3 separate regions of the Mus musculus genome follow, and all the other regions are linked to region 1. The links are chromatin loops, found by intact Hi-C in ENCODE. Cell type or tissue: heart. All regions are shown on one strand.

Evidence for each region. Hi-C counts contacts between places; a loop is a spot of excess contacts. Peaks named below come from ENCODE experiments on the same cell type or tissue, not always from the same donor. Only the 100,000 strongest peaks of a DNase experiment are listed, where the experiment ranks them.
Region 2: a loop joins it to region 1, with 2.6 times the contacts of the local background. A loop is called at or near these places in 7 of 42 quality-filtered maps.
Region 3: a loop joins it to region 1, with 2.3 times the contacts of the local background. A loop is called at or near these places in 14 of 42 quality-filtered maps.

Annotation. Positions count from the first base shown.
Region 1 is chr2:160,696,687-160,704,686 of GRCm38, forward strand. It overlaps Top1 (topoisomerase (DNA) I), which reads left to right. Exons shown (of 21, transcript NM_009408.2): 9 at 1,438-1,553; 10 at 6,016-6,137; 11 at 6,886-7,008. Among named protein-coding and RNA genes, the nearest start is that of Gm52567, 30 kb to the right of the region's middle. In heart, a CTCF peak has its summit at 3,741; a DNase peak (open chromatin) is centred at 3,755.
Region 2 is chr2:160,640,941-160,648,940 of GRCm38, forward strand. Top1 (topoisomerase (DNA) I) reads left to right here and starts at 4,957. Exons shown (of 21, transcript NM_009408.2): 1 at 4,957-5,322; 2 at 5,668-5,692. The coding sequence starts at 5,290. In heart, no CTCF peak of the experiment used is centred here; DNase peaks (open chromatin) are centred at 4,901 and 5,781; H3K4me3 peaks cover 3,695 bases; H3K27ac peaks cover 2,776 bases.
Region 3 is chr2:160,615,696-160,623,695 of GRCm38, forward strand. It overlaps LOC115489488 (a long non-coding RNA gene), which reads right to left and starts at 4,372. Exons shown (of 3, transcript NR_168354.1): 1 at 4,137-4,372. In heart, a CTCF peak has its summit at 6,367; DNase peaks (open chromatin) are centred at 4,316, 4,686, 5,576 and 6,376; H3K27ac peaks cover 1,474 bases.

The DNA.
Region 1 (8,000 bases):
GGGACTTGGAATTCATGGAATTAATTAACAGCAGAACAAGGCAGAACTATCCCAGCACTCAGGAGACAGGCAGATCAAGTTCAAGGCCAGCTTGGTCTACAGAGCTATTTCCAGGACAGCCAGGACTACACAGAGAAACCCTGTCTCAAAAGACAACAACTACAAACCCAAACCAAAACAGGAATCCATAAAATTCCTTTTGTGTAGAAGTAGCAGTAATAAGTTTGAGAAATTTAAAAGTAGTCTGTATGTATCAGATGGATTCTTTTACAACTCTGAGAGGGGTGGTAAGATCTGTTTATCAGTGTAAAGGGTGTGTTAGAGACACATCCATATGTAATGCCCAAAATCAGTAGATTTGTACTTGTAAAATACTGGATCTCATTGGTGAATTTATAAAAAATAAAGTGACACAAAAAAAATCAATCTGATGTTATAGTTCTATACAAGATCAGTTTTATAAAGATAATTGCTATAATATTTATTGAACTTTCACATCCAAAACTAATTTTGAAGTGATCAGTAAAAGTAGAAATGTAATAAATTTTAATAATTCTTTGTATATATTTACAGTTAATTGTTTTTATATGCTTAATTTTTTTAAACTTTTTTTAAAGATTTATTTATTATTTATTATTATATGTAAGTACACTGTAGCTGTTTTCAGACACACCAGAAGAGAGAGTCAGATCTCGTTACGGATGGTTGTGAGCCACCATGTGGTTGCTGGGATTTGAACTCAGGACCTTCGGAAGAGCAGTCGGGTGCTCTTACCTGTTGAGCCATCTCACCAGCCCCCTATGCTTAATTTTTAAAAAATAAAATGTTTTAGAAAGATATTTATTCTGCAGTTTATTTAGATTTTTGTCAAGTATCTACGGGATAGTTCCCTGTATTTCAGAAGTGCCTTAAACTTAGTGCACCTCCATTAGAATCTCCTCAGTCCTCTTGCGTTTGTATTGTTGGTTTTCTTGAGTCCAGGTCTTACTATGTAGCCTTGGCTGTCCCAGAACTCTACCTTCTGCTGGTCTCAGAATTCCACACTCTGGAACTGAAGGCATCCAGTCTGGTTGTGCTTTGAATTTTCAAATAGGGCTGCTTTCTTCTAAACTCTCACCTGCATGTGCCATCAGTTTAGTAATGCCTCTTTTGCATGTACCACTGTGGCATATTTTATATATAAATAGTTTTATATGGGTTTTTTGAGTGATGGATGGTCTTTTAATACTTAGTATCTCTAAATTGAAACTGTTGAAATGAAATTTTTTTAATTACCATATTCTTTCAGTTTGCTTGAAATTGCTGCTCTTTTCAGTGAGACACAGCCTTTGAATGGGCACCACAAATTGATTAGTTAATTATTTTGAATTTAATAGGTGAGGATCTTTTTACTAAGCCAGGTGATCACTTAATGAGCTTGTGCCTTGTCTTTGAAAGGTGGGAAGAAGAACGTTATCCAGAAGGCATCAAATGGAAATTCCTAGAGCATAAAGGGCCTGTCTTCGCTCCACCATATGAGCCTCTGCCAGAGAGTGTCAAGTTTTACTATGATGGTGAGTTATTTCAGGTTGTTTGAATTTTGGCTAAGAATGGTTTGTTTCTATTCAGGGTTAGAAAATGAGGGCACTGCCTATATTGCACAGTCCTAGCTAGTTATTTCACTTTGTTTTATTGTCTATGTGTGGCTTGGGAAAAGGAATCTCAGGTGTTTAATTCAGAAGGACCCCTTTGCTGCTTGAAAAATATGAAAAAGGGGGCTGTTAATGTCTTATCTGTAGTCTAAAAAGGTTTATCTGTTTGGCTCACAGCCTATAAAATACACATTGAAGGTTTTTATTTTGAGTGTGTAACTCAATAGGAAGCTGTTCTGTATTGAGTTCTCATTTAAATAGTAGCACTTAGTGATAATATAGTATGCCAACATGCTGCTTATCACTAGAAATTGTATTAGCAAAGGATTAGTGGCCATCATTCAGCTTATAGGTAAGAAACCTAAGCTATGTCACTCTAAGTAGTGCAACTGTGCCTTTGACAGGTGAATTTTAAAGAAACGCTCTGCCTAGGTCTCTTAATTTTATTTTTTTGAGACATTTCTAACTGTGTAGCCCTGCCTGGCCTGTAACTTGATAATATAGATCAGCTGTCCTTGAATTCAGTAGATGTACCCATCTGCTCCTGAGGCACATGCCACCTTATCTGGCCTCCTTGGGTCTCTTGGAACTTTCTAAAATGTCTGAGAGTTCCACATCTGTGTTTTTGTCCTTGGGTTGAGGGATCTGAGAGTAGCCTCTCACAATCCTTCGACTGACTGTGTATCAGGTAGTAATGTCCAACTGACTCCTTCATTCTAAGAGTTCTGTCCAGAGATGCTAGAGTTCGTTCTCAAACTCTCTATGTATTTATAATTCACCAGGTTAATAGATGAGAGGTAGGACTGGGTGTTTATGAATCAAATAAATGTATTTACTAACAGGGAGAGACACTGGACACCAAAATAGCAAAACCATTCAGAGCTATTTGGTGTATCTCTTTTTTTTTTTTTTTTTTTTTTTTTTAGATTTATTTATTTATTATATGTAAGTATACTGTAGCTGTCTTCAGACACTCCAGAAGAAGAGGGCGTCAGATTTTGTTACAGATGGTTGTGAGCCACCATGTGGTTGCTGGGATTTGAACTCTGGACCTTCAGAAGAGCAGTCGGGTGCTCTTACCCACTGAGCCATCTCACCAGCCCCTTGGTGTATCTCTTTAACCGCCAGCAATGGCTTTAGGAGCATAGATGCCTGTGGGTTTAGGATGAGACGGGTTTATTAGCATCCAATAATTGAAATCTGTATATGAAACAAGTGAATTTTGACCTGGGTCTCATCCTTAAGATATTTTATTTCTCTCTCTCCCTCCCTCTTTTTTTTTTTTTTTTTTGAGATAAGGTCTCATTTTTGTAGTCTTAGCTGGCTTTGATCTCAGAGGCCTGCTTGTCTCTGCCTGAGTGCTGGAATTAAAGATTCCCATCACTGATTACTAATAATACCCAACCTGATACCTTATTTTTACAAACACACCCCCACATACCGTCATTCTCCAAAATCTAGGGGTGAAAAAAATGAAAATGGAAAAAAATCACATGTTTTGGGAAATGGATGTTCAACTAATATTTTCGAAAGGTTCGGAAATGTTTATTGAATATGCTTGTGTTCAGACACCCAAGTCCCAGATAGATAGAGACTACTGATTTAATCTATGTAGGAAGTCAGTGGCATAAAACACTTGGTGGTGTGACTGGCAAGTTTTTAGATTAGCTAACCAGTTTGACCAGAAACTGTAAGACACCCTACACACTAGATCATTCCTGAAGATTTACGAAAATACACAAATTTAAACTTCCTAGTGAAGAGAAAAGGCCTTAAGACCTTGAAAAAGACAATTGCTGTATTCTGTAGCCTGACCTGAGCTCACTAACTTTAGACAGCTCGCTGGAAAAGCCTCACTGTGAAAGCCAAGGTGATGACGATAGAAAGTAGTTTTTTTTTTTTTTTTTTTTTATTGTGGGGTTTCAAGGAAACTAAGGCCTGTGGTCCCTACCTCTAGTTTCCTTTTCTCTGTTGGTCCTCCTAGGATTTCCTCCCTTTGGTTATAAAACTCCTCCAAATAAGTCAAGAGTGTTTGACTTACTAGTGCAAACTGATAAGTAAGTACTGGTAGGCAGGACATTGCTGCCTTGCCCTGGACTTCCCCCTGGCCGCCTCTGCACAGGACATGAGTTGGCTGAAGCACAGAATTGCAGCCGCTGTTAAGGACCTGCCATTTCAACTCTGACTCAACAGTTTCTTTTTGTTTCCGGGAGCTCAACTTTTCCCACAAAGTACTACGATGATTGCTGGGAACCTACACACCCTCCACCACTCCGGTGCTATAGCTGTTACTTAATCCTTCCACAGCCCATTTAAAACAAATCAAGTAGGTTCTTTGTGGGTGGGACAAAGCCAGTGCAGTGCAAAGGCTCCCCACCCAAAATAAGAACACTATTGGGGAATATTTAGTTTATGAAAACAAACATACCAGGGAACACATTCCTTAAAATTTCCTTATCTATTTTTATTTTTTGTTTTGAGATGCTGATTTTGTAGCTGAGACCAGTTTCAAATGCACAATCCTCCTTTCCCAGCCTTCCGAATGCTACAATTATAGGCTACTGCTACCTTGTCTTTTTGCCCCCATTTGTTTGTTTGTTTGTTTGTATTCCCCTCCATTATATTTGAATCATGTTGCTGTTTTGCTGGCAACTCTTGTTCAGACTGAGTGGGGAAAACAGGAAACACCTTACTCAAAAAATCCTTTTCCAACACAGAATCTTGAGTGTGCTGAGGAAGAGCTACACCACCTATTTGCCTTTTAGGTTATGTCTTCTAAGCTGATAATGTACCTGTAGCACAAGTTTGTTTTGTGATGTATTCCCTATGTTTCATACAGTCTGGTTGAGCAATACTACCCATTATGAGATGAGATGTCTCTCAATTATTACAATGAGTAGGCTTCTGGTTAAGTTTTAGATTTCTGTAATAAATTTTAATTCTTTTGAATTATTATTAGTACTTACATAGTTGTAAGTGTGAGATATTAATCTCATTTAGAATGCAGCAAAATGCTATTGTGGCATAAATTGTTTCTATATAATATTATAAAGTTGATTTTTTTTTTTTTGAGAAAAGATAGAAATTGGCCCTAGGAGTGCAATATTCTCTTTGAATATTTTGTAGATTAAGCTTTTAAGTACTTTTCTTTCACTGTCAGTTATGATCTATCTGAGGACACAAAATCACTTCCAGGATTTATTAACTATTGTAGTGGCTTTCCTTGTGAACCACAGGCTTTTTTGGACAGTCTTTACATATACTTACTTGCTGCCTAACCCACCCTCACCTCATGCTGTGGAATGATTAGACTTTCCTGAAAGAAGTGAGTTCCTGGTGCTATTCCCAGTGTTTCAGGTGCATGTGTACCTGTATTTCACTCTGAATACACTAGTGCTCCAAAAGTGCTTTTCTGGCTGGGAGGCTGGCTCAGTGGGTAAAGTACCTGCTGTACCAGCCTGGTGTCTTAAGGATGTTTTTTTAGAACCACATCAAAGTAGCACACTTGTCTGCAATTGTAGCGTGTCCCTGTGGTGAGAGGGGAAGTGGAGACGAGAATGGATGAGTCCGTGCCAGCTAGCCTCTATATATATATATAGCAGTGAACAAAGAGACCTTATCTCAAAATAAGATGGAAGGCAAGGACTGACACCTAAGGCTCTGACCTTCCATGGGTACTGTTGTACACATACAACCCCACACATAGACATACAGTGCAGTTTTTGATTCTAGGTATAGGACTGAGGCCCAAAACTTGGTATTTATAACAAACTTGCTTGTGATGGTTTTGGTCTGTGAACTACTTGAGTAGCAAGGTTCTAGAGGAAGGTCTTATTTACGCTTTTTATGTGGGAAATCTGGGCTTGCCTGCTATGAATATATATTCTTATTCATATTCCACCCACGTAACTTTGAAGAAGAAAGATGCCTATTTCTTTTCCCCACAATTCCTTTCTTCCACTCCCTGCCCCTATCCTTTCCTCCCCTTCTTGAACAGAGGCTGCTTAGCTTAGCAGTGGCAGGAGTCCTTCTGAGGATTTGATTTTTAAAAACCATTGAAGAGGTGTAAAGGACCCTGCTTGCTGAAAGGAAAAGGAAGAGTGGCTGGGCCTTCCCCAGGTCATCCCTGTCCTGAGCAGGCACCTGGGAACAATTAACTGGCATAGTCTCCAAAAAAAGACCCAGGTAAATATCTACTAAAGAGAAGGAGAAATTTTTAAGTAGATCTCTGACAGTATGTTACTCTGTTGTTGTTATCACTGTGTGTCAGCAGACCTTTGTACACCTTGGAAAGGTGAGCCATCAGTCATGACCTCTCCAGTGTTCAGTGCACATAGAATATGAATAGTGTGCCTCACTGTTTGGAACCATTTTCTTCCTTCAGGTAAAGTTATGAAGCTGAGTCCTAAAGCAGAAGAAGTAGCTACATTCTTTGCAAAAATGCTTGACCACGAATATACTACTAAGGAAATATTCAGGAAAAATTTCTTTAAAGATTGGAGAAAGGTATTGTGGCCCATGTGTTCATATCTTAATCATTTATAAAAGTGCTGACTTAGAGGTATAGCTCATTTGTTAATGTCTTGTTTGTTTAAAAAATGCAAAGTATAGTTTAATGTATATCTTTTTTCCCTTACTATTTTAATGTGGTTTTTGTTCAACAAGAATATATCCCTTCTCAGCTTTCATGTGACTGCAGGAAGGAGCTTATCAGATTAGGTTAAACAGAAAACCTCAAATCCAGTTGAGCAAAGGAAGCATTGTTTCTGCAGGGACTGTCCTCTGATGCCTTTACACAGGGTCAGTCTGACCATCTATTCTGTATTGATATAAAAAAGTACCATTGTTTTCAATTTGGATAATTTTGAAAAGAGGTTGAATTAAAATTCACCATCCAAGGGCATTCTAAATTTAATAAGAGCAGATTAGTGTGCATGGGAATAAGAAAGTATTTCTCTTTATTGCTAAAGTAATTGATTAATATAGGTCTCTTGGATTGGTGTTTATATGTTTGAGTTTGTGTTTTTGTCAAAGATCGCTAAAAAATGAGTAATTTTCTTTGATAAATGACTAGTGATATTTTATATGAAACTAATCATCTTATAACAGAGCAGCACCACTCCCCAGAAGCAATGGTTATTGAGGTTGGCTTCCCTTCTAGACACCTTTGATTAAAGGGGAAAAAGGATGAATTTTGAAGAGACAGGAAGACTTATTAATATATTTAATTTTCTTAACCTTTTTACTCAATTAGGAAATGACTAATGACGAAAAAAATACGATTACCAACCTAAGCAAATGCGACTTTACACAGATGAGCCAGTATTTCAAAGCGCAGTCAGAAGCTCGGAAACAGATGAGCAAGGAAGAAAAATTGGTATGATCGTCTGCTAAACTAGAAAATCTTGGATAGTGATTCTTTGTATAATTTTTTGCTTCTTGTGACACAACAGTGAATTCATTACTTTTATATTTTTCTGTGTTAAAGATTTACTTAGTAAAGTATAATTACATGTATGTGTTGTGCTAACTGGCAGCTATCTGTGTTGGCACATGCCTGTAATCTCAGCATCTAGACTTGAGCAAGAACTATGATGTCTCCACAAAACAAACAAAATATTGCATTAGACTTCTTTAAGTTCATTTTATCTGTAGTTTTCCAAATCACTGAAAAAAAGTGATTCTGAAAGTGTGCATTAAATTTTACACTTTCACCATCAAATGCATGTTTTATGGACTTATCCCCTACCACAAAATAAACCAAAACAAAATCCATGACAGTGTTGAAACTAAAAGGGAAAAAAATTGCTTTATACCCTTTTGTGAGTCTGTGTTTTGCATTCAATCCTTCTTTACTACCCAGCATTTACCTCTCCTCTTTCTAAGGCTCACATTTAAAAATACCTAGGAAGGGCTCAGTTGGTACAGGGCTTTCCTAATGTGTGTGGAACCATGATTTTGCTTCTCAGCACTGCATAAAACCATGTGTAGTGATGGTACATGCTTAGAGTGTCAGCCCTTGGGAAGCGGGGGATCAGAAATTCACTGTCATTCTCAGTTACATAGAGAGTTTGAAGACATCTGGGGTACATGAGACCAGATACTTAAACTAAGCTACACTGAAAATAAATGACATTTATAAGTCTATACCCTTTGTAATGAAGATTAAGTGTTGAAGCACTAGTTCACTGGTAGACACAGTTCTGTAATACTACAAAAGACAAAAGTTGAGAATCTTATTTGTGTAAAGTCAGTTATTCTTGATAGATCTTTTGGCAGTTTATTTTATATATCTGTAATAATATATGTACGTTTAAAATACACTAGACATTTTCCTATATTTTAGTTTGTTTCTGAGTGATTTTAAAC
Region 2 (8,000 bases), 56 kb before region 1:
CTCATACTATCAACTAGTCTCACATTCCTTGGGGAGTAATGGTGGAATGAGTAAATAATCTTATCACAACAGGGGTGTCTTGTGGAAGGAAGACAACAGAGGGTTTGGCCTGTAATCTCAGTACTTTGGGTGGTTGAGGCAGGATGAGAAAGATAATGGAAACACACAAATAGACCCCCTCCCACCCCGCCCTCCCACCCCCCAACCCCCAGCCACACGGCAGGCTCCTAAATCTCAGCTACTCATTCTGCTATTCAAGGCTTGGGTCTTTCCCACCGGCCTTTCCTTTTATTCAGACAATTTTCAACTTTTGCTGAGCAGCTGCTGTAGCAGCAAAAGGCAGCAGGACATTTCTGGTTGCTGGGATCAACAGCATGAACGTTTTCCATGGATCACCAAGCAGGTTCTATTTTGAGAGTGTCCAACTCTTAACAGGGCATTAGATCTCTAGGCAAGGCATTATGGCAAGGGGAAAACTGCCAGAAAACTGTAGTCAGGAAAGCAGTGAAGCCAAGACTAGGAGACCACTAGGAGTGCATGCCAGTAGTAAATCCAGCACTTAGGAGATTCAGGGCAAATGATCCAGAGTTCAAGTTTGGCCTCAGCTATATAATGAGTTCAAGCCCAACCTGGGCTTCATGAAACCCTATCTCAAAGTTACAAAGTAAAAGTTACAAAGTAGCCGGGTGTGGTGGCGCACGCCTTTAATCCCAGCACTCAGGAGGCAGAGGCAGGCGGATTTCTGAGTTCGAGGCCAGCCTGGTCTACAAAGTGAGTTCCAGGACAGCCAGAGCCATACAGAGAAACCCTGTCTCGAAAAAACAAACAAAAAACAAACTTACAAAGCTAGTAAAAACAAATATATTTTAAAAACTGTTAGGAGGGATATCTGGGTCCTGAACCATGAAAATCCCAGAGTGGAACAAAAGTATAGCCAAGGCCTTGAGATTCCCTGGCTTGAAACCAGATGGAAGTTGAACATCAGTCACATGACCCAACATAGCTTTCAGAAGCAAAAGGAGCAATGTATTTAAGTGTACCACAAAGGTATCTCACATTGCAATGAGGCAGAATTCACAGACCTGAACTTCATTAAGGTCTTCTCTCTGCCTGTTAGCACTCTCCTGCCCTCTCCCCTCAACCTCTCCCAGCTTCCCCTGGCCTTGACAAAATGCTGCTCCTTGACGTGACATAGTACAGATCTATTAGCAAGAAGAACAACCACGTTACTTTCTTCTCAATTCTAAAGCCTCTAGAAATTCCATCTGAGTGGTTCAGTGTAGGCCACTTGTGACAACTGTCAAAGAGGAACCACAGCACATTTGTGGCTGTGCATATGGTCCCTCCAGAACCTTGTGAGTCTGGGGGAAAGTCCTAGGAAAGCAGGAGTTGTTCAGGCATCATCACAAGTGTTTAATTCTGGAAGACAACAGTTAGACCAGACTTTAATAAAACCTGCCTGTAGCAGCCAGTGTCCTGAGTCCATTCATTCCAAAGGAGCCCAAGCCTTAAGCAGCAGATAGGAGATGGGGGTGAGGAGAGGGGAAAGAGGAGAGAAGAAAGAAGAGAGGGGGGGGAAAAGATTTTTCTAGGCTTAAAGATATTTTGGAGGGATGGTGCTGGTGCATGCCTTCAGTCCCAACACCGAGAAGGCAGAGGCAGAGGCAGAGGCAGAGGCAGAGGCAGAGGCAGAGGCAGAGGCAGAGGCAGAGGCAGAGGCAGAGGCAGAGGCAGAGGCAGAGGCAGAGGCGCAGAGGCAGAGGCTCAGAGGCAGAGGCAGGCAAATCTCTGAGTCTGAGGATAGCCGGGTCCATAGACTAACTCAAAACAAATAAACAAACAAACGAATCTCCAAAAGAACCCAACCCCCCAAGGGAATAAAAAGAAAGAAGAGGAGGAGAAAAGAAGGAAAAAGAGAGACAGACAGAGAGAGAGACACACACAGAGACAGAGACAGAGAGACAGAGAGATCCTGTTTAAGCAGGAGCTGGAGAGCTAGCTCAGTAGTTTAGAGCATGGCTACTCTTCAAGAGAACCCAGGCTCAATTCCACCACAACTGTTTGTAATTCCAGTTCCAGGGGATCTGGCACCCCTCACACAGATATGCAGGCAGGCAAAACACCAATGCATGCAAAACATAAGGAAATTTTTAAAAAGTATTTTGGAGACACTGCAGACTTAAGCACCATACAGGTATCAGCATATTGAAGATTCTAAACAGGACACCAAGAAAAGCTCTGTTTAACTTTAAATCATAATGATGTATGTATTTGTGTGTGGAGTGCTCCTTTTTTGCGTAACATCTACAAATCATCCGCCTTTTACCAGTCATGCTCTGGAGACAGGCATACATCATCATCTAGTTACTTTATAAAGGCTGAGGTGATCCGTCAGTGAATAGTCTTGAATTAAAACAGTATTTTCCATACCTGATATATTTGCTTTTGACCTTCCTGGAGTATGTCTTATATTCCCTCTCTGTACTATTCTTGGATTTTTTTAAAAAATAAAAGCAGTCTCATTATGTAACCCTGGTTAACCTGAAACTCACTATGCTAGGCTGGCCTCAAACTCACAAAGATCCCTTTGTTTCTGCCTGTGGAGTAGTGAGTTAATTAAAGGTATGGGCTACCACACCCAGCTGAATATTTTTATTTAAAATTAATCACCCAACATCTTAAAAAAAAACCCTTGAACTTAAACAGTTATTACTGTGGGTTTTATGTGGTAGTTAAGTGTTTTCCGTCATACACATTGAAATAGATATAAAGCAGTAAAAAATGTAAAAGTCTGTCTGTGTGGGGCCAAAAGTCCTCTCAAGTGCTTATGACCATGTGTGGGATCATTGGTTGGAGAAGAAAGAGTGGCCATGTGGACATCACTAGCCAAACATAGATAGAGGCGTTTAGTCTATGGTGGGATGTTGGGTGGCCATGATTGGGCCTAGGATACCACCTTTGATTCATCATCCTGGGGCCTGCATTCTGTTTCCATGACTACTAGCTGGTCTTCCTGGGAGGGACCTGGAAAGCAAATGACGATGATCCCAAGTCACCAGGGGCTGGAAGCTAAAGCAGAGGCACTATTTTTCTTGAAGGCTGAATTATTTCAGCCTAACTGCAGTAAATGGGTGGGAGGCAGATGCTTTGCTTGGTGGCCTGGGATTGCTTTTGACATGGGAAAGCGGCTATTGAGGAGACACTAATGCAGGCAAAACTGGCTCTGGCATACAGCTGTGGAGAAAGAGTGCTGGAATCAGGCAGACCTAAACATCAAATGATACATATTATCTACAGGCCCTTAAACAAAGTCTTTTTGTTTGTTTGGGATTGTCTATTAAACACAATTATCGCTGTTGTCCCGTTGTCCAGATGAAGAAACTGGGACTCAGAGTGGTTAAACAACTTGTTCAAGGTCATGGAAGAATAGGAAAATTCTGCTTAGGAAAGCAGAATTGAAAAATAGGCCAGTTGACTTCCAAGTGTGGACTCTTAGCCACTGCATTGTTGTGTTTGCCTTTGTTGATTGGACTCTTCTGTCAGAGGACCTGTTGATTCCTGGGGGCTAAGTGCTGAACAAGATGGAGAGGTCCTAACCCTCACTGACCTCGAATTATATAAAGGAGACAGAAAAGAAGTCACTAGCTCCCATATGGGTAACTTAACAACTGTGATAACTGTTATAAAGGAGAGAGGCACATGGGTACAGCATGCGGAAAGGGGCGTGCAGCACTTCAAGCTTGGTTTTTCGGGACAGTTTCTCTAAGTAGCCCTGGTTGTCCTGGAACTCACTCTGTAGATCAGGCTGGCCTCGAACTCAGAAATCCGCCTGCCTCTGCCTCTCAACTGTTGGGATTAAAGGCGTATGCCACCACTGCCCAGCTGGCTTGAGTTTTGAAATATTCACAAGAATTAACCCTAAGTGTTTATCACTCAATGTTTATGAACATTTTCCGAATTTATTTATATGGGGGATTGAGCCAGACTGGAGATGAATTCAGCCTGGGATGTTCTTGCAAATCCAATTGCTAATGTCATTAATCCCTCAAGACAGTTTGATAGTGGTCGATGGTCCACACCCAGGACTGTGAGGAGTCAGGGCAGACCTTATAGTATGGTGTTCCCTAAATAAAGTTCTCTCAGGGTACAGTCCTGGTTAGAACCAGGATCCATTTACCTGGGGGTCCAATTCCCTTTGATTTGGAATATTAGCCCTCTCACATCAAACTAATTCCTGTCTCACAGTAGGCGCTTAATAAATGTTTATAAAAAGAACAAATGCAGTAGGGTACTTGTGACACAGGGCTACATGACTGTAAACTGGAGCTAAACCTGACTGAAAAATTAAAATAATTTTTAAAAATGGGTGTGAAGTGCTGGGCGGTGGTGGCGCACGCCTTCAATCCCAGCACGTGGGAGGCAGAGGCAGGAGGATTTCTGAGTTCGAGGCCAGCCTGGTCTACTGAGTGAGTTCCAGGACAGTCAGGGCTACACAGAGAAACCCTGTCTCGAACACCCCCCCCTACAAAAAAAAAGAATAAATAATAAATAAATGGATGTGAAGTATTCCAGAAGTCTGGACAAAGGCTGTGAGGAGACTCCAGCTAAATGCCTTACGGCTGCTGGTGAACTAAGATCGGGGCAGCCAAGGTACGTGCGGATCAAACTTGTCTGGCTCTAGAGATGCAGAAGCTGGAGACACGGTCCCTGGCCAGCTTAGCTGGGTCCCGCCGCGGCCTTTAAAGGCCTACCACGTGGCCGCCCGGGTGTCCAAGGTCCAGAGGCGGTGTCCACGCTGCGCCTGCGTGCTGCTAGAGCCGGTGTCCCGCCTCTGAGAACGCCAGTCCCGTAGCAAGGCAGAAAGCAGAGAGTGGGCGGAGTTAAGTCCGTATGCTAATAAAGGGGCGGAACTTGCGAGGCAAAACCGGCTCTGTCTCCCGGACCTCTAAGAGACCCGCCGCAACCCTCAGCCTCTTTCCACGAGCGCTGACGTCGACGACGACGTCCCATTTAAAAGCGGCCGCGCAGGCGCAGTGAGGGGAAATGCGAACTTAGGCTGTTACACAACTGCTGGGGTCTGTTCTCGCTGTCCGCCCGCCCGGCAGTCTGTCAGTCGCGTCGCTACCGCCGCTGCCTCCTCCACTGTCCCGGGAGTCTCGGGCCGGTGGCTGCTGTCGCCGTCTGTTCGTGCTTCTCAGGAGCTTCGTCCGCCCGTTCAGGCCGTCCCTGCCGTCCGCCTCTCTTCCCCCGCGCTGCCTCTGAGCCCGCAGCGTTCGCACGCCGGCCGACATGAGCGGGGACCATCTCCACAACGATTCCCAGGTGCGACCAGCCGGCCCCCGACTCGTCCCCAGCTGCTCGGGCCCGGGCCGGCTCCGGCCCCGGCCAGGGCCCCGGTCCCAGCCCCAGCCGGCCGCGCCGGGTTGACAGGCCCGAGTCTGCGATGAGGGGCGGCCGGTTGGAGTCGCTTGGATGGCCGGGTCCCGGGCGGAGCCGTCAAGTTGGAGTTTGGTGGGGGGATGGCAGCCCCGGGTAGGCCATTCGCGGGCCTCTGGGTTCCGGGGCGCCGGGTGGGCCCGAGCCCCGGCCCCCGGCCGCGCGCTCTCGTCCGCCGCCCCGGGGCTTCATGTGCCGGTTGTTTCATCTTCCCTCCTTTTCTTTCCTCAGATCGAAGCGGATTTCCGATTGAATGGTGAGTGTGCCCCCCGCCCCGCCCCAAGTGTCCCCACACGCCGCTGCCTGCCTCCCCCGCGCCGGGCCGGAGCCGGGCAGAGGACAGACATGGCGTCCCAGAGACTAAGTCCCGGCTCCTCGCTCACCGGCCCCATTGTTCCCATCGGGCCGCCTCTGGACCCCCTTTCCCGGGGTCTCAGCACCCCCAGATCACGGCCTTCTCCAGAGGGGGCACCGGAGACCCCGCGTCGACCGTCGCTGGGTCTCGGGCGGCCTTTCTCCGCCGGGATTCTTCCCGGGAAAGTCGCCTTGTCGACGGTCGGGACTTAGTCTCTGCGCCATTTTCTTTTTCTCTCTCCTCTCCTTTCTGTGCCTGTGTCTTTCTCTCCCTCCCTCAGCTCCTTCCTTGAGCTGTCCAGAAAGAGCTTTCTGCAGAGCAGAGCCATATAAATCACAGACCTCACCAAAGAAGGAAGGCTTAGGGACGGAATTATCTTTTATTTTTTCTTAATAGAACTTTATTTTGGAAGTTACTTGCTTTCTGCTTCATGTTTGCTTGCTTTCTTCTTCTTTTTTAATTTTTGTGATTCCAGAACGAAAGATTCCCTTAGGCAGCTAAGGGTTTTATGGGTTTTTTTTGTTTCTTTTGTTTTTTGTTTTTAGTCCTTTTATTTTTTAAATGGTGAGATGTTTATAATAGCAGTTACAGTTCTTGAAACTAAAGCCATCTTTTGTGGAGTTCTTTGTATTTTGGGATTGTTTTCCCAAGTTGTGCTGTTTGCAAAGATAACTCCCTTTAAAAAAGTTTTCAGGTTGTCTGTGTGTCATCTAGTGTGAGTGTTGGACTTGAGCATATATTCTTTAAAAAAAATTAAAAGTATTAGTGACCAGAACTTCCTATTGTGGCAAGGTAGAGTTTTTTGTTTTTTGGGTTATTTTTGAGACACAGTTTATTGTGCTTGTTCCGAAAGGTTGCTGAATTGCTCATTTAGACATGGTGTGCTGGCCTTTTCTTTGGGGTCATAGGGAGTTTTAAAAAAGATTTTATTTATTGAAGTAGAGTGGCCAGCCCTGACTCCTGTCTTCTTCCTCATTCTTCTCAGGGGCTGCTATTTTTTTCAGGAATTAAGAGTTAACTGGCTTTCCTCACATCCTTAGGCTCTTGAGCCCTTTCCAGTCATGTTTTCAAAATATTTCCACTAAAGTTACCCAGGGAAGAATGTTGGTGGGTGTCTCCCACCACCCCAGTAAGAAGCTCACATTTAATGGATTTTCCAGCAATTCCATTGTAGTATGCTGGAAATTCCCACAGATTCTTATGGGTCCGATTGTGTTCAGTTAGTTTGGGTTCTGGGGAACTGAGTGGGAGAAGCCATTGAGTAGGTTTTCTGGTGCAGCAGTCCATGGTACTGGCCTGCCCAACTGAAAGCCTTATGTTTATATTTCCAAGTTGGTCATCCAAAGAGAGATGACACTGAGTTAGAGACTCTGTCTAGGTAAAGCTTTTCTTGAGCACCTAATATATGCCAGGTACTGTGCTAGAATTGAACCTGTCACCAACCACATCTGTCTTTGTTCAACTCAGCCTATTGGGGGAGTCACATCAGTTAATTACAAGGTAGGCGTTGGAGTGTATGTGTACCCAAAATGCTTTGGGAGCATAAAGGGCTTAATTTTATCTGGGGGTGGGGAAATTTCTTGGAGGTGACTGAGCAGGGTGTTGTATAAGACTAGGTACTGAGAATTGTCAGGGGTTGGATTATTTCTTGGGAGTCCATCCTATCAGGCTTTTAAACGAGGGAGATGAGACTGTCAAGCATATAGATAAGCTTCTTTGGAAAGGGGGTAAAGAAAGGATGTGGTAGTTGTGGATGTAAAATGGTTTTGAGCTCTCTGAAGGAAGGTAGGAATTTAATATAGAAAATTTATTTGCTTTTTAGTTGGGCCTAGTATGTAATATATTTAGCAATGAAACAAAATTGAGTCCTTTTTCCTCTTAAGTTTAACTTCCATTGTTCCCATCTAAATACAAAAGAGCTATTGAATCTATGCATGATTATGGGCTGGGTATGTTATCTTTGCATTTTTATAGAGTGAATTGAACTGCCTATGTTAACTTTTAGGATGTATTTCCATTTTCCAACAATGATATTTAGTATTTATTGGGCACCTAACTGTTCAGGCTTGAATCTCATCTTACTCTTTGGAAAGGACCCTTAGGAGTTAATTACAGTTATCTCCATTTGAGATGAAACTGAGTGTACTCAGTGAAGCCATGAACCTAGCCTCTGTGCAAACCGGATGATGCTGGTATGAAGAAATGAAGT
Region 3 (8,000 bases), 81 kb before region 1:
CCTCTTCTGGAGTGTCTGAAGACAGCTACAATGTACTTACATATAAATAAATAAATCTTTAAAAAAGAAAAAAGAAAAGATATTCCTCTCTCTCCCTCTTCTTCCTCCTCTTCTCCCTCTCTCCCTCTCTCTCTCTCTCTCTCACACACACACACACACACACAAATGTACCTTATTTGGGACTGGAGAGATGGTTCAGTGGTAAAGAATACTTGCTGCTCTTTCAGAGATTTCTGGTTTTTGAATCCCAGCATCCACTTGGTGGCTCACACCTATCAGTAAGTTCAGTTCGAGGGGATCCAATACTCTCACCTAGACTCCTTGGGTACCCACCCATGGATAACACATACATATGTATAAGTAAAAATACATCTCTGTAAATAAATAAAATTCCCTGTGAGAGGAGAGATTTGTGTGGGGAAATCAAATATGGAAGCTAAACTGACTTGAGAGTACTTTTTTTTTAGGCTGGGCTATGGGATAATACAAATGTTCCACATAATTATTAAAAACAAAATTGATTTTTAAGTAATCCCTAGAACTTGAAAGCAAAATGAAGCAAAGTACCAAACTATAAATTAAATTTATGGTGGAAGTGTTTACAGAGGAATTATTTCAAATTAACAATATTGTTTTTATAGATATCGTAAGATGAAGCAAATGAATCTAATGGCACCATTAAAAAACAGGTTTGGGGCCAGCAATTGGTACATTGGGTAAAGCTGTTTGCCACCAAGCTGAATCACCTGAGACCAATCCACAGGATCCAAATGGGTGAAGAAAATAGCTGAATCCTATGAGGTTTTTCTCTCATCTCTATATGCTATGGCACACCTATGCACGTACATATATACACAATGTAAATAAATAGAAATGTGTTTTTTTTAAAGCCAGGTTTTTCTTTATCTTTTTAAAGACTTATTTATTCTATGTATGTGAGTACATTGTAGCTGTACGGAGCCTTCATGTGGTTGCTGGAAATTGAATTTTTAGGACCTCTGCTCGCCCTGCTCAGCCCCGCTCACTCAGTCCCTGCTTGCTTCTGCCCAAAGATTTATTTATTATTATATGTAAGTACACTGTAGCTGTCTTCAGACACACCAGAAGAGGGCATCAGATCTCATTACAGGTGGTTGTAAGCTGGGATTTGAACTTAGGACCTTCAGAAGAGCAGTCAGTGCTCTTACACGCTGAGCCATCTCACCAGCCCAAGCCAGGTTTTTCTTCACTGGGGAAGAAGAGGCAGAAAAACTGGAAGTCAGAGTTTGGGAGAATTGGTGATAAACAGTATGCTGTGAACACTGTAGCTGACTTCAGACACACCAGAAGAGGGCATCAGATCTCATTACGGGTGGTTGTGAGCCACCATGTGGTTACTGGGATTTGAACTCAGGACTTCTGGAAGAGCAGTCAGTGCTCTTAATCACTGAGCCATCTCCTCAGCCCTGTTTATGATAAATTGGGCATCCTCCAATGAATGACCCTACACCCGGGCATGTGTGGGTGCTACTAATTGGAATCAGTAGGGATTAAAACAAAAAGCCTGTAAAGTTTGGAAGGGGATATAGAAAAGGGATCTCACTATGCAACCCTATGTGGCCTGAAATTCTACACATAAACCAGATGGGCTTTGAATTCAGAGATCTGTCTGCCTCTGCTCCCTGAATGCTGAGATTAAAGGCGTGCGTCACCACCACACTCAGGTTCTTGGCACAAGAGCAAAGAAACATAAAGTAAAACCAAAGGCCCAGCTGACGGGGCCTTAACCTCAGTTACTCAGCAGGCTGCAAGGAGAGGATCCAGACCAGCCTGTTCATCTCAGTGAGACCAAGTCAAAAACTACAAGAACCAGTGACAGGGGTGGAGATCAGTGCTGGAGTACCCCTAAATTCAATCTCAGCACTGCAAAAATAAAGAAAGAAACTAATGAAAAAATGTTAAATTGAAAGTTAAAATACCAATTACAGATTCTGGATCGGTTACAATTTTTGATGCTCTACCCAATGAAAGGGGATAAAGACAGGGTTTTTCTGTGTAGCCCTGACTATCCTAGAACTCACTCTGTAGACCAGGCTGGCCTCAAACTCAGAGATCCATCCTCCGAGTGCTGGAATTAAAGGCCACCACGCCCACCTTTCTTTGTTGTTTTGAGACAGGGTTTCTCTGTGTAGCTTTCCTGGCTGTCCTGGAATTCACTTCGTAGACCAGGCTGGCTTTGAACTCACAAAGATCTGCTTGCCTCTCTACCCCTCTTGTGCTGGGATTAAAGATGTTCACCACCAAGCCTGGTTCTTATTTTATTTTGAGACATATTTCTATGTGCATGTATGTGGCAGGGGTAAGGTGACTAATTGTACAGGAATGTACGTGAACGTGGGGGCCAGAAGAAGGTGTCAGATCCCCTGGAGCTGGAGTTTCGGGTAGTTGTAAGCTGCCAGATAAGGGTGCTAGGAACTGAATTCAGGTCCTCTGGAAGAGCAGTGAGTGATCTTAACCACTGAGACATCCCTTCAGTCAACAAACTCCACTTTTTTTTATTGTCAAAAACTTGTTATTGTTGCTGAACACTTCCATGGTATGTTTCTGTAACCACTCACAAATAAGGACGATTGTTTTTAAAATAAGGCCACTGGTTAAAAGAGGGCACACGTCTATCATCCTAGCCCTTGGGAGGACTCTACCAGGAAGATCAAGGACTCAAGCCCATCCTCAGTACATGGCTGGTTTGAGGCCAGCCTAAAGTATGCAAGACTCTTTCTTAAAAACAAAACAGTAGCCAGGCACCGGAGAGGCAGAGGCAAGTGGATCTCTGTGAGTTTGAGTCCAGCCTGGTCTTCAGAGCAAGTTCCAGGACAGCCAGGGCTATGCAGACAAACCCTGTCTTGAAAAACAAACAAACAAAACAACAACCAATCTACAAAAGACAAACAAAGGATCAAAGGCCAGGGGGTCAGGGACCTGGCTCTTGCTGTGTCCATGCAAGAAAGGACAATGCTTTCAACTTGGGTAGTTAAAAAGAAGGACCAGAGTGTGTGTTGGCAAGACTTGAAGACAGATGATGCGGGGCTGAGGGAAGGGGAGGAGAAAGGGGGAAGAGAAAAGGGGGGGTGGGGTGCGGCTTTCTAGTTTGGGCAATTAAGTAGACAGATGGTGGTGTCATTCAATGGCTGAGAAGGGAAAAGAAGAAGAAAAACAGGTCTGGAAAGTTCAGCTTTGGAGCTGAGGCTCTGAGGGAGTGCCTGAGCGGAGTCTAGGATTCAGACCTCTTTTCTGTTCATCCACCAACTCAGAAGCCATGTATATATAGTTCCTCCTCTTGACTAGGCCACTTCTCTCCCACCCACAACCAGTCCTTTTTAGACATTCCGAGCTCAGGTCAAATGTCACCTAAACAGAAAATCCTTCCCCAGAGTCCGAGCCACAGTCAGTGTCAGGACAGGTAAAGATTCACACCGGTCTGATTTTGTCTTGACAGTATTCTATAAAAGCAACTTCCAGAGGCAGGGAAGGAGAGAAGAAACACTGGTTAACAGGTACAAAACTGAAGTTAGAAGGAAAGAAGGCGTCCTCCTTACTATAGGGTTACTATAATTAATAATAACTCAAATATTTCAAAATTGTTAGAGGGCTCCGCTGGTAAAGAGTATGTGTACACGCTTGGAGACCTGAGTTCCTCCCTTGGAACCTGTGCAAGGATGAAAGGGGAGAGTTGACTCCACAAAGTTATATTCAGACTCCACACAGCTGCTGTGGCACACATGCCCACACACAGACACACACAGACACACACACGTTATGCACACGATAATAATAGATACATAATTTAATTAAAAGAGAAAAACAAAGTGGAGGGCTCCTGAGTACTGACTGATATCAACACAAGGTTGATATCTGCCCTACACACACACACACACACATTGCGAAGGAGGGCACAGGGGAACAGGAGGAGGGAGTGATAAGAAAGAGGAGGACCAAAAGCAGAAGAAAAGATTTTTAATATTCTCATTTAAAAAAAAATTTGAAGGGATTTTCTAATTACTCTGATTGTGTCATAGAGCACATACCATTGCAACCATCAATCACCAAATTAATTAATTAATTAATTTTTTAAAACCTTAAAGCTTCCAGAAACTCACATGCATAACAGTGAACATTTCATTTCTCACCCGGGGTCTGTGGGTTAGCCGGGTTGGGCTGGCCTCCAAGTTCTGGGTCACACACAGCTGCCTCCCATGTCTGTTCTTTCTGTGTCCAGCTGAAGGACTCCCCGCTATCTGGGATTCTCATGGCCAAGGACAATTGCTTAAGAGGTGGAAAAGAAAGCACTCAGCGTCTCAGAGCTGGCAGCTGCCGCTTCCGCTCATACTCTTCTGGCTCAAGCGAGTCACATGGCTAAATCCAAGTATCAACAGAGTGAGGAAATGATATTCCTCTCGAAGTGGGGAGGGCTAGGTGACGTAAATATTTGCTGAGCAATAATATAATCTACCAAATGACCCCATCCCCCACCCCACCCCTCCATAGCCACTACATAGAGCAATCTATCTCTTAGGAAACACCATCTTTTATGAATGAGTGGGTGAATGAATGAATAGAGAAAATGTGCCTTTCAAGGCAAGAGGATTCTCTCCACGCTTCAAATGAGGAACTTGGGAATCACAGAAGGGAAGTGACTGGCCCCAAGGCCATGGGAAACCAGCCTGTCTGGCTCCTTCTGCTCTCTTCCCTACATAGAAGGAGTTATGCAGCAAAAATGTTACTTTTGTGCTAACCACGACCATATTACTCACCCTGTCCTCTCACCAAGGCTTAGTGAGAAGGTATATACCCACTCAGCGAGTAAGGTCATCTGCTGATTCAGATCTCTCTCTGACTGCAGGTGACACTTTGATTCATCATTTCCAGTTTTCCAAGTCCCAAATGCTATGAGTATGTTGAATGAGTGAGTCACTGCACTGTGAGGTTCTTCCTACCTTTTAAGTGTTCTGTAAATTCAGTGGACTATCCCACCTGGGCCTACCCCTAAGGTACAGATGCTAGGGAACAAGAAGTATCAAACACACAGTGAGAGGCAGAGGCATAGGGGATGTTTAAAAGGGCATGCTTTAAATAAGCAATCAGCAACTCTTCTGAAGTGGGGGTTACTTAAGCCTTTGGGGTCTGCGTGTCCTGTGGATAGCTACGTGAGTACAGCTTGCTTCTATAGGTGTGAATACAGGGATGTCTCTGCTCGCATGGGCTGCCATTGGAAATGGGTGTGACATATGGATCTAGTGGGTATTTCCCATCTGGAAATAGTTTCAAGTTTATACTAGCGTGCAAAGAGCAATTACTGGCTTGTTGGTTGGGAAACTCTTGAAAATCCTCCCCCTCCTCCTACACATTTGCCTGAGGCCTGTTTTCAGAAACACTGAGTCAATTTCTAGCCGCTCCTTCAGTAGCCAAGGCAGCAAGTACCTACCGTGTGCCAAGTGCTGAGCGAGAGCGACCAGGGTGACAGGTGGTGGCCAAAGTTGGCTAGGCCCACATTCATGCCATAGCTGACATAGATGGCACCCGACCATGAGCCAGACAGCGTGCTAAGTGCTCCCCGTGGATTATCGCGTTTAATCCTTGCAACAAGTTGATGAGGTAGGTGCTATTATTACCCTGCTTTCTAGCTGTGGAAACCAAAGTGCAGAGAGGCGAAGGAAGTTGCCCAAGGTCATATAACTAGCAGATGGCACAGCTGACATTTGACTCCCAGGCCTGGGCTCTAAACTGCTTCTCTACACTGCCTCCTATTAGGAACTTGCCCACATTCCTGGGCCAGTAAGTGGTGGAGTGAGAAATCACAGCAGAAATACCTTTGGCCACGCAAGACTCTGCCCTGAACATATAGTCACCCCTTCTCTCTTCCAACCTTCCTCATTTCTGGAGGCTACACTTGCATGCCGGTAACTTTGGGGAGCACTCTGAACCTTCCCTTTTCATAACATTCAAAAGGAACATTCCTTACCCTAAGAAGTCATAGAGGGGCTTGTTTTATAAGATGGCTCCTCCTACTAAGCAGTCATTTAAGATATGTTGGTGTGCTTCCTGGTTTCTAGGAATTGGGTGCAGCTAGCCAAGTGGGTTCCGGGAGTGAATCCATCCAACAGTCTCTATAACTAGTGATGTGCTGGGGTAGGGCGAGGAGGGGCAGGAAAAGGCCAGAGACATGCACTGAGTGAAATGTCAAGGGTTGAAAAATGCCCACAAAACTCAATTGAAGGAACAGTGGGATAAACAGTCCCCAGAAAGGAGGCAGCTTGGTTCGTCATCTTTCCTGTTTTTTCCAGCTTGGCCTGGTTCCAAAACCTCATCTTAGTCTTGTCAGGACTTTGGCCCTCTGCCCCAGGAAGGAGCCGCCAGGAGGCTTAGCAGGAGCCAAGTCTTCAAGGAAGTGATGTCTTTTGTGGGTCAAGAGAAAGCAAAGCGAGCAGTTTTCTGGAAGGGAGAAGATGGCAAGGAACAAAAACAGGCAAGGGCTCAGCTAGCAGACTCCCGCTTGAGCCGGTGCAGAAGCTGAGGTTTAGAATGAAGAAGCAAGGCTTACTGCTGATTGCCTCCCTGGCAGGGCTGGGGGGTAGCAGTACTGGGGGGGGGGCACGGGACGGGGGGGGGGGGGGGACGGACCGTGGACTGCATATACTAGCTGCTCACCCTCTCTTCAGGACAGAGCAGCCCTTTCTCCTCATTCCCCACATCTCCAGAAACATCTCCCCCTGCCTGCACTGGGTTACTTTAGAACACAGGTGTGGGTGGATCCCATAGGCACTGGAAGAGGACATCGTGTGGCTGCAGAGACAATAGTGCAAAGACTTTAGCTGTATTTTTTTTTCTTTTATTTCCTGTCGGGATTATAGATCCTGACAAAAGCAACTTAAAAAAGAAAGGGTTTGCTTTGTTGGGGGCTCACAGTTTTAGGGTACACAGTCCATCACAGCAGGAGGCAGGGAAAATTCCATTGCAGAAGAGTCTGGCAGCTGGATACATTGTATTGGCAGTCAAAAGGCACAGATGAAAGCTTGTGTTTATCTCTTTCTCCCTTTAATATGGTCCAGGATCCCATTCCAGATTAGGTAAGCACAGTGGGTGTGGTTGTCTTACCCACTCAGTTAACAAAGCAAGGTAATCCCTCCCAAGCCTGCCCAGATGCCCGTCTCTAAATGAATTCTAGATCGCATCAAGATAACAACTGAAATTAGCCATCACAGTGATGAGACTATTGAAAGAGTCAGCACCTCCCAAGCATCCATTGCATGTCTGTGCAGTGCCAGACACTTTTAACCTGTAATGTCACCCTATCATCTCACTAGCCCCGAGAAGATTACACCTCCATTTTGTAGATGGGTCACCTGGAGGAAACAGTTTCCTTTTCAACTCTGCCCATAACTGTCTCCCAAGCCCCAGACCAGGCTAGCCACTTTATTGTGGGCATGCCTATTTGAGCACCCTGATATTTCTGAAACTCTGAGCTGTCCTGAATATGACATCTTCCCCTCCCACAGATTTCTGGTTCCTAATCACAGCTTTCAGATTCAGAGCCAAGATCACCACCCATCTCCAAGTAGCAGCCTGGACCATAAGTCCAACCTCTGATTCTCTCTCAGTCACATGCTTTTCTTTGCTCTGAGATTTGTGGCATAAGTCATTATTCATGTTAGTGAAATTAATTTTAATAACATTTAAACCCAATTTTTCAAAAAAAATGTTACTATTTCAACATGTAATGATGCAAAAATTGACATTTTGGGGCTGGAGACATGCTGTTCTTACAAAGGACTTGGGTGTAGTTTCTAGAACCCACATGACAGCTCACAACCATCCATAACTCCCCCATTCCAGAGGACCCTATACTCTCTTCCAGCCTCTTCAAAGACTGCATGTGCATAGGACATGGTCATATCCAGGCAAATCAGTTGCATGCATGCAATAAAAATAAATAAATCTTTTAAACATTATTGATATTTTATTTT